Linked DNA regions of Homo sapiens: region 2 is linked to region 1. A link is an interaction called in ENCODE POLR2A ChIA-PET data of the cell type or tissue named here. Cell type or tissue: MCF 10A. All regions are shown on one strand. Each heading gives the region's core, and the rest is flanking DNA. Links, peaks and the distances in the headings are about the cores only. Region 1 overlaps VMP1 (vacuole membrane protein 1). Region 2 overlaps CUEDC1 (CUE domain containing 1).

What was found. ChIA-PET counts read pairs that join two places held together with the same protein. Peaks named below come from ENCODE experiments on the same cell type or tissue, not always from the same donor. Only the 100,000 strongest peaks of a DNase experiment are listed, where the experiment ranks them.
Region 2: POLR2A ChIA-PET joins it to region 1 with 5 read pairs; 1 of 35 experiments calls an interaction of 5 or more read pairs at or near these places.

The regions. Positions count from the first base shown.
Region 1 is chr17:59,784,264-59,788,657 of GRCh38, forward strand. The region is part of intron 7 of VMP1 (vacuole membrane protein 1); the gene reads left to right. Among named protein-coding and RNA genes, the nearest start is that of MIR21, 55 kb to the right of the region's middle. RefSeq lists an enhancer at 2,178-2,657. In MCF 10A, for the core only: no CTCF peak of the experiment used is centred there; DNase peaks (open chromatin) are centred at 1,068 and 2,428.
Region 2 is chr17:57,901,507-57,905,900 of GRCh38, forward strand. The region is part of intron 1 of CUEDC1 (CUE domain containing 1); the gene reads right to left. Among named protein-coding and RNA genes, the nearest start is that of CUEDC1-AS1, 8.5 kb to the right of the region's middle. RefSeq lists enhancers at 675-724, 2,055-2,124, 2,275-2,354. In MCF 10A, for the core only: no CTCF peak of the experiment used is centred there; a DNase peak (open chromatin) is centred at 1,905.

The DNA.
Region 1 (4,394 bases), core at 160-4,159:
TTCCTCCACCACTATGCGGTATTGTTCTTTTTCGTAACTTTGCCTAGTGTGTCATTTCTTCCCATCTGCATGTCTACTTTTTCAGTTTTCTTACCTTTCAATTTATGTGCTGCTGGCTTCTTTGTGAACTATTTTATGATTCCCTTCCTACCCCTACCTCACCCCCTTCACTCCTCTCAAATTGTCTCTGAATTCCTATCTCAGCCCAGCTATGTCTTTCTTGTGTCACTTATCACATTCTACCTTCTTTTAAAACTATTTATAGACTTTTCTTATCTCTCCAGGAGTCTAAACTCCTTAAGAAGGGGGCTTAAAAATGTTTGTATTTTCAACAATGCCTGCCTACTGTTACACATACTACTCATGCAGTGGATACTTTGAATAGATGATGAAATAACAGTAAGAAAAAGTGTAGCATTACATGAAACATGTCCATTAATATTCAGTCTTATTTTGCTGTAAAATGTAATTGAACAACAGTAATTTTACAAAGAAAGGAAGATTTAACTGTATTGCATCTTTGAGTTTAATAGTCATCTGAGAGCAATTGTCATCTGAAGATAATATAAAAGACACCAAGTTAAATGACTTGCAAATTTTTTTACTTTTTAAAATTTTTTTATTTTTTTAGACTTGCAAATTTTAATTCACATTGAGTAAAACAACTTTTGTAAAATTATATACTTTAGAAACAAATGAAGATTCTTGTGACTTGTTTATTCTATAAGCTGTATAACCAAAAAGAAAAATTAAAGATACTTTAGGAATAAAATAATTTGAAAAATAAAAGAACTTATTTGCATGATGTATCCTGAAAAATTAGGGCAGCCAGTATTACTGAAATAATGGAGGAGTCCGGGAGTGGTTGTGGTATTTTTGTATTTAAAGCTTACACAATAGAGTAGAAACGTTGTGGTACATATTTACTTACAAGAATATGTTTTGAATAAGTTTACTTTCCTAAATGTCATCTGTTTTAATGACCTGCTACTTGGATTCTTTCTCACAGTGTTAGGTTGCTGACTATGTGAAATTTCCTACTTCTTATTATTGCTATCAGAATAGGAAATTTAAAATTAAATCAGAAATGTAAAAGTCTTAAAACTTCACCTTTTCAAAGAATATCGGGGCCTGGCATGATGACTCATGCCTGTAATCCCAGCACTTTGGGAGGCCAAGGCAGGTGGATCATTTGAGGTCAGGGGCTAAAGACCAGCCTGACCAACATGGTGAAACCTTGTAAAAATACAAAATTTTTTGTACTAAAAATACAAAAATTAGCTGGGCATGATGGCAGGCATGTGTAATCCCAGCTACTTGGGAGGCTGAGGAACGAGAATCGCTTGAACCCGAGAGGCAGAGGTTGCAGTGAGCTGAGATCACACCACTGCACTCCAGCCTAGGTGACAGAGTGAGATTCCATCTCAAAAAAAAAAAAAAAAAAGATAAAAAAGAATATCAGTTTTTTTCCTCTATTTTCATATCAATTAGCTTGTCTTTCTGTTGAGTATCGTTCATGAGTCTGCCGACCATTTTAGGTTGAATATTTCCTCAAAGGCTATTTTATAGTTTCTGAATTTAATCTTTTTTTAAGGGAACATTTTTAGGTTCTATTTAGGACTATAGTAATTAATGTAATTAATAATCAATAATTGCTACCTACTCTGTATGTTGAAGCTAAATCCCCAAATTAAGTTTTAATACTAGTATCTTTTACCTTACTAATTTCTATTAAATTTAAGGCTGAAAAAAATCTTATTTTTTAGCTTAATAGGATCTTTGTCCTATTCAGAAGTTTTGAGTTATTTACATTATTTTACTAGTGAAAATATAAAACCAAAAAACAGTTTATTAGTTGTAATGGTAGTTCTCATTCTTATGGCCAATGCCTTTTTTTTAATGCAGTAAAACAAAATAGACATTTATCTAGCGAACATCCCTTTTCAAACTATAGGGTCAAAGTGAAGGATTCTTTTGATAATGATAGAATATGTGTTTGATCATTTGAGTTTAAAGACTATGGGAAAGGAATTGATAAGATTATTTAAATACTCACGAAAGTGCTTTGGCATTCCACTAATGCTATTCTCTTTTAAGCACATTTTCCTATGAAGTGTGTGCGGTTGCAGTTGCCTACACCATGTCAATGCCTGCTGGTTTTTCCTGCTGTGAAGTTTTTCCTTTACATACACAGATTCATGAAAGAGTTTATGGTGTAGATGATCTGAAACTAAACAGGACACATTTTCATACACTTTAGTACCATTTGAAGACTCTGGGTGTCAGTTGTTGCTGGGACCTGTTTTTGACTCTGATGAACCTTTACTGGTTGTGGTTTGTCTGGCCATCACATGACTTCTCTGAAAATTCCCCCTCCCCTTCATTTCCAGTAAACTGTTTGAGCAGGAGTGAGTCACAGTGAAACCAGCTTCCCTGTAACCACAGGGCTTGTTAAAGAATTTGTCAGCGTGGACTCTAGAGGGTTTGCATTAAGCTTTGCAGTAACTGTTATGGTTTGTGTTGCGTCAGGAGTTCCACAGAAAAGCTTCCTGCTTGCAGGATCTCTTGCTTGTTTGCAAAGAGTTAAACTGATCAACTTTACCATAGTGAACATGAGAGACACATGTTAAACACACTTCTTTATCATTAAAGGCGTTGTCAAAACTACCAAGAATTAGTGTAGTTTCTCTTTTCATAATCAACCAACCACACCCAATAATGTTTAGTTTTTGAAAAGGCGGGCCTGGTAGATAGTCTTTCACAGTTGGCTCATGATTTTATCACAAAGTACCATCAAAATTAAGCAATTTTAAGTGGTCTTGATGGATTCTGTTACAGGATATTTTGACTATTCGCACAGTTAGGTGTCGGTACCAAAGGTCACTTACTTGCACTTTGTTCATCAAGAAAAGGTAGCACTTAGAGTAATTCTGGAGTTGTGATGTCTAAGCACACTTAGCATGATTTATAGTGGAATTCTTCGTGCCCCCTTTTACTTGCTTTCTCTAGAAGCATTTACTTTATTTTGAACTCTTTTGCCACCTCACTCGCAGACTTTAATCTTTCTCCCTTTTAATTTCTTCTATTTCTTTAACTCATTCCCATATTATCAACAAGGAAAGATAGTTGCAATGTGATGCAAGCTGTTAAATGAATGGCCAGTGGGAAACTTGTCTTCTCAACATACATTCCCAAGTGCATTTCTTTTTACATGCGCATTTCTGTATTTAGCCTTGTCACCTTTAGCTAGACTTACTTATCTAAAAAATAAATTTAGGCTGGGCACAATGGCTCACGACTGTAATCCCAGCATTTTGGGAGGCTGAGGCGGGTGGATCACCTGAGGTCAGGAGTTTGAGACCAGCTTGGCCAACATGGTGAAACCCCATCTCTACTAAAAATACAAAAATTAGTGGGGCATGGTGGCAGGTGCCTGTAATCCTGCTACTCAGGAGGCTGAGGCAAGAGAATTGCTTGAACCAGGGAGGCAGAGGATGCAGTGAGCCGAGATCGTGCCACTACACTCCAGCCTGGGTGACAGAGTGAACTTTGTCTCAAAAATAATTAATTAATTAGTTAATTAATTAATTTAGTGAAAACTTTTAAACTCGACCTCCTAAAAATTTCTTTTATTCGGCTTACACTTTTGTAACAAAATAAGAAAAACATTCTAAAAAATGTGGAAGCTAGTTATTCCTCACAGGAAAAAATATACAATAATGAAGTTTGAAATTGTTTATGTTTTAGCCATGCTGTCAGTCATCAAACTAAATTTAAAAAAATTATTTGTTTTGATGACAAAGCAATTATCATTGAAACAAGATGATTTTCAAATGAAAATACGAGGTTAATGCAGTCCAGTCATTAGCAGGGAAAAAAAGAATAAATATTTAAGGTTTTTCTTGTTAGGTTGCTTTGCACATTGGAGTAGAAAATAGTTTTGGGCTTGGCGCGTTGGCTCAGGCCTGTAATCCCAGCACTTTGGGAGGCTGAGGGGGACGGATCACAAAGTCAGGAGCTCTAGACCAGCCTGGCCAAGATGGTGAAACACCGTCTCTACTAAAAATACAAAAATTACTCAGGCATGTTGGAGAGCTCCGGTAGTCCCAGCTACTCAGGAGGCTGAGGCAGGAGAATCGCTTGAACCCGGGAGGCGTACATTTTAGTGAGCCGAGATCCCACCACTGCACTCCAGCCTGGGTGATGGAGAGAGACTCAGTCTCCAAAAAAAAAAGAAGAAAAAAGAAAATAGTTTTGTGGCTGGGCATGGTGGCTCACGCCTGTAATCCCAGCACTTTGGGAGGCCGAGGTGAGCGGATCACCTGAGGTCGGAAGTTCCAGACCAGCCTGGCCAATAATGGCGAAACCCCGTCTCTACTAAAACTACAAAAAAA
Region 2 (4,394 bases), core at 271-4,270, 1.9 Mb before region 1:
CAGCCGTGAGCCAACCAGGACTCTGTAAACACTGAGTCTGCACACCTGGGCTTAGTCAACAGTCATCAAACAAAGGCACTGCCAAATCACCTCACAAGCCCAAACTTGCACCTACTCTGTCTGTCACAGGGAAGCAGCCACCTGGGAGGTGTGAATGGTGTGCTCCCCTTCTCCCAACACAGAATGGGCATGAGGGATTGGGCTGTATAGAGGATGTAGCCGGAACGGCCCCAGCCTACAAATGGGTTGCAAGTTTAATTAGACTTAAGGGATATGAGAAAACAGCATGAGAAGCAGCCAGCAGTTGCAAGAATCTTCCAGAAGCAGCTAGACATTTCTCAGTCCCTTGGCTTCTTCGATAATCATCATTAAAATATGATGCACTGGCCGGGCATGGTGGCTCACACCTGTAATCCCAGCACTTTGGGAGGCCGAGGCAGGCTAATCACCTGAGGTCAGGAGTTCAAGATCGGCCTGGACAACATGGTGAAACCCCATCTCTACTAAAAATACAAAAATTAGCCAGGCGTGGTGGCAGGTGCCTGTAATCCCAGCTACTCAGGAGGCTGAGGCAGGAGAATTGCTTGAGCCCAGGAGGCAGAGGTTGCAGGGAGGCAGAGGTTGCAGGGAGCCAAGATCACGCCATTGCACTCCAGCCTGGAAGACAAGAGCGAGACTCCACCTCAGAAAAAAAAAAACAAAAAACAAAAAACAAAAAAAACCATGATGCATTCAGTGCTTGAACCTGGGAGGCGGAGGTTGCAGTGACCTGAGATCACACCACTCACTCCAGCCTGGGCAACAGAGCGAGACCTCCATCTCAAAAAGAGAAACGATGATACATTCAGGTAGTGCTTGAACACTGCTTGCTGGTGGCAAACATATGACTGACTCGTCCTGCAAGGTCTGTGTATCCCTAACAGCAGAGTTGTGGGGATTAGCAGACCCACAGCCCGGACACGGGTTGAATTGAGATTCATGCTACCTTTGTGTATGGTGAACCTGTGTGCATGTGCAAAATAACTAAAGAGGAAGGATGAACAGGAAAGGCAAGGATGAAAACCCAGCTTCCACAGGGGAAACATCTGTGAATTGTAGCCAGGATCTGCTGATACTAGTCATTTGAGAATCCCAAGATAGATTATCCTCTCACTCTGACCACACTGACTGTCCACAATGATTGTGCTTTACGTGTGCACAGCACTCAACAGCTTAAGACGTTGCGGGAAAGTCCCCGAACGCTTTGCATTCAGCCAGGCTCCAGGTTGGGCACAAACCCTATAGCAGAGAGCTGGCCCAGGTGCCATGCCATCCTCACAACAATCCTATGAAGTAGGGACTGTTATTTTGCAGAGGAGGGGATTGAAGTACAGAGGAGTTAAATACCTTGCCCCAAGTCTCGCAGCCAGGAGTAACCAGGTCAGGATTCTACCCCAGAGCCCACACTCCAACCCCTCACCATGTTGTCACCCCACTTACAATAATGAATCTCTGCACCTCTGCATGGGACAAAGAGGGAAACTGAGTCTTCCAGGAGGGCTGGGCACTTGAGGCCATCCTGGCAATGGTCCCACCTCCAGCCATCCTGGAGGAGGAGCGAAGCCACTGCGTTGAGTGCGTGGGTGCAGTGGGCCAGCCAGGGAACAGGGAGGTAAAAAACCAAGGGGGCACCTCAGCTCTGAGCTGGGCAGGCCAGGCCCCACCTCATGCTTCCTCTGCCACAGCAGTCCCAGGCCAGGAGGGCACCTTGCCAGGCTCCACTGCCACCCAGAACATGGCCTCCCTGTCCTGGTCTGGGTTCTCCTCGAGTTGTATTTCCATGGCAGCCACAATGGGCAGCAGCCAGGGTGAGTCAGGCCAGGCAAGAGGAAGTGGCCACACTTGAAAATTATTAACATGCAGGGCTGAGCTTGAGTCCTTTGTTCTTGAGCAAAGACTGTAGCATTTCACTTTCAGGAAGGAGCTAGGAGGGTGGGGCAGGCTCAGAATTGCACAACCAAAGCACAGGCTCAAACACACACAGGTCCCAGGTGGAAGTCAGCTTAGACAGGCCACCTGCAGAAAAGTGCAGGCCAACCCACAGCCCCATACAGCAGGTCCACAGAGAAAATACAGGCCAACTCATCTCCACTGTTTTTTAAATCAGAGGCTGGGCACAGTATATGAAAACCTATATAATCCCAGTGCTTTGGGTGGCTGAGATGAGAGGACCACTTGAGGCCAGGAGCTTGAGACCAGCTTGAGCAACATAGAGACCCTTTCTCTACACAAAAGGAAAAATTAGCTAGGCATGGTGGTGCACACCTGTAGTCCCGGCTATTCAGGAGGGTGAGATGGGAGGATTACTTGAGCCCAAGCGTTCAAGGCTGCAGTGAGCTATGATGGCTCCACTGCACTCCAGCCTGGGTGACAGAGAGAGAGACCGTGTTTCAAAAAAAAAAAAAATCAGAGAGGGTTTCCAACAGGGATAAAATCAGGGTTTTTGTGGTCAAAAGTGTTCCAAGTCAGGGAGACCAAGCAAAGGAGGCACAAGGCCGGCCACAGAGGGAAGGATGGGACTCTGGGCAGCCAGACCCCAGTGGGAGCCCTGCGTCTGGGAGAGATGAAAGACACCCCCTCACCCCAGCTGGCAGGGGGCAGCCCCAGCTCTAGGAAGACTGCCTTCCTGCACCCCCTTGCCAAAAGATGGCATCTCTCCTCCAACCATGCAGCTGTCCTGGCCCCCCTACCCCACCGCGTCTCCTAGGTGAGAAAAACACCCATAACCATCCTCACGGGCACCCAGCAACCCTGAAACACTGTGTCTCGGGCAACTTTTCGAGCTGCAGCTGTTCCCTGAAAAAGTCACACATCAGCCACCAGGAGTGGTGGGAAAGGCTGAATTCTGGAGAAGAGGGATGAAGGTTGGGGAGGTGGGAGGGAGGGAAGGGAATATGGTCACCAGAGGAAAAAAGTCAATCAACGAGGAAAAATCTGTTTCTAAAAATGTAATGCAAACAACAAAAAAACAGGCTTTGAGCAAGCCTTATAAGCCCTGGGGCCCAGGCCTGTCCTTAGTTCCCCGGGAATGGCCCCTGCTCCCCGTCCCATTTCACAGGGGTCATCAAGAGGCTAAGATTTCACTCTGCTCCCCTCCTGCACTTCAGGAGAGCTTAACCTTGAGGCCTTCAAGGAAATTGGGAGAAATGGGACCCCTGTCCTTTGGCAATTACAAAGTAAATGGCCCTAGGGGCTAGGCGTGGGGGGATCGCCCTACCGTAGGGGAGTGGGGGGGCCTCATTCCCACCCTTCCTCGGCTCTGCAGGGGTGGCTGCAGCAGAGGTGGCTTGTTCAGGGAAGCTACCTGCTCCATCCGTGCTGGGACCACAGGGGCAGGCCACCCACCGGGTCCAACTCATCCCCCTACCAAAGCAGCTCTTTTTGTAAAGGGCTTTCGGGGACAGGAAGCAATAAACAGAGTCAAGCGGCCAAGATGCAGGGGCTGATTATACAGTTTACGGATTTTCCAGGCCTTTTTGTACTCTCCCACCAGCTGCCCGGGGCTCTGCAGAAAAAGGTGCTGGAGAAAGACCGGCTGGTCCCTGGCTTTACAGGTGGCCTTTTGCCAGGCCTAACTGGGCCTTCCTGAGCGAATGAGGGGGCTGCATGCCTCGAGGGTCCTGCAAGTCACCATGAAGAACACTGCCACCCGGTACCACTAGAGACCAGCAGGCTAATGGCTACAGCTTCTCTCTCTCTCTCTGACACACACACACACACACACACACACACACACACACACACACTCCAGCCTGCTGCTCAACTCTCCACCCAGCTCTAAGTCACTCTGGTATTCCAGAGGGGAGGGGATGCCTGGCTGCGCGCTGCCTGCGTGCTGAGGCCAGGTGGGTGGCCCTCCTTCACAAGGAAGCTCACAGCTCAGCTCAGTTTAGCTGCACTGGGGGTGGCAAGCAACTTGGGAAAGACTGAGGCTGGCGGGGAAGATGGCTCTGGGCTGGAGGGCCTCCCCAGTGCGTGCTCAGCTCACATTCCCCAAACAGGCTATGATCTGGTGAAACACAGGCCCACGCGTGCAAAGCCGTAAATGCAGAGCTAAAATGGGGAACCACCCACTTGTCTCTCAATACCCCATATGCAACAAAAAACACAGGGCACATCCACATGCAGCCAACACCTTCCAGTGCCAAATAGAATCGCATGAAAAAAACCAAGTGGCCAGGCCATGTGTACACCGTACCATTTTTGTTCAAATGTCTGGATGTCCATGTGTACACTTGGGTACACACAGGAAGACGTCTGGGTGGATATGCACCAAATCCAAGGCAGCAGTTACCTAAAAGGAAGGGTTGTGTGGGGGCAACTCCTGCTCTTTGCTTCATGTACCTCTGCAACCT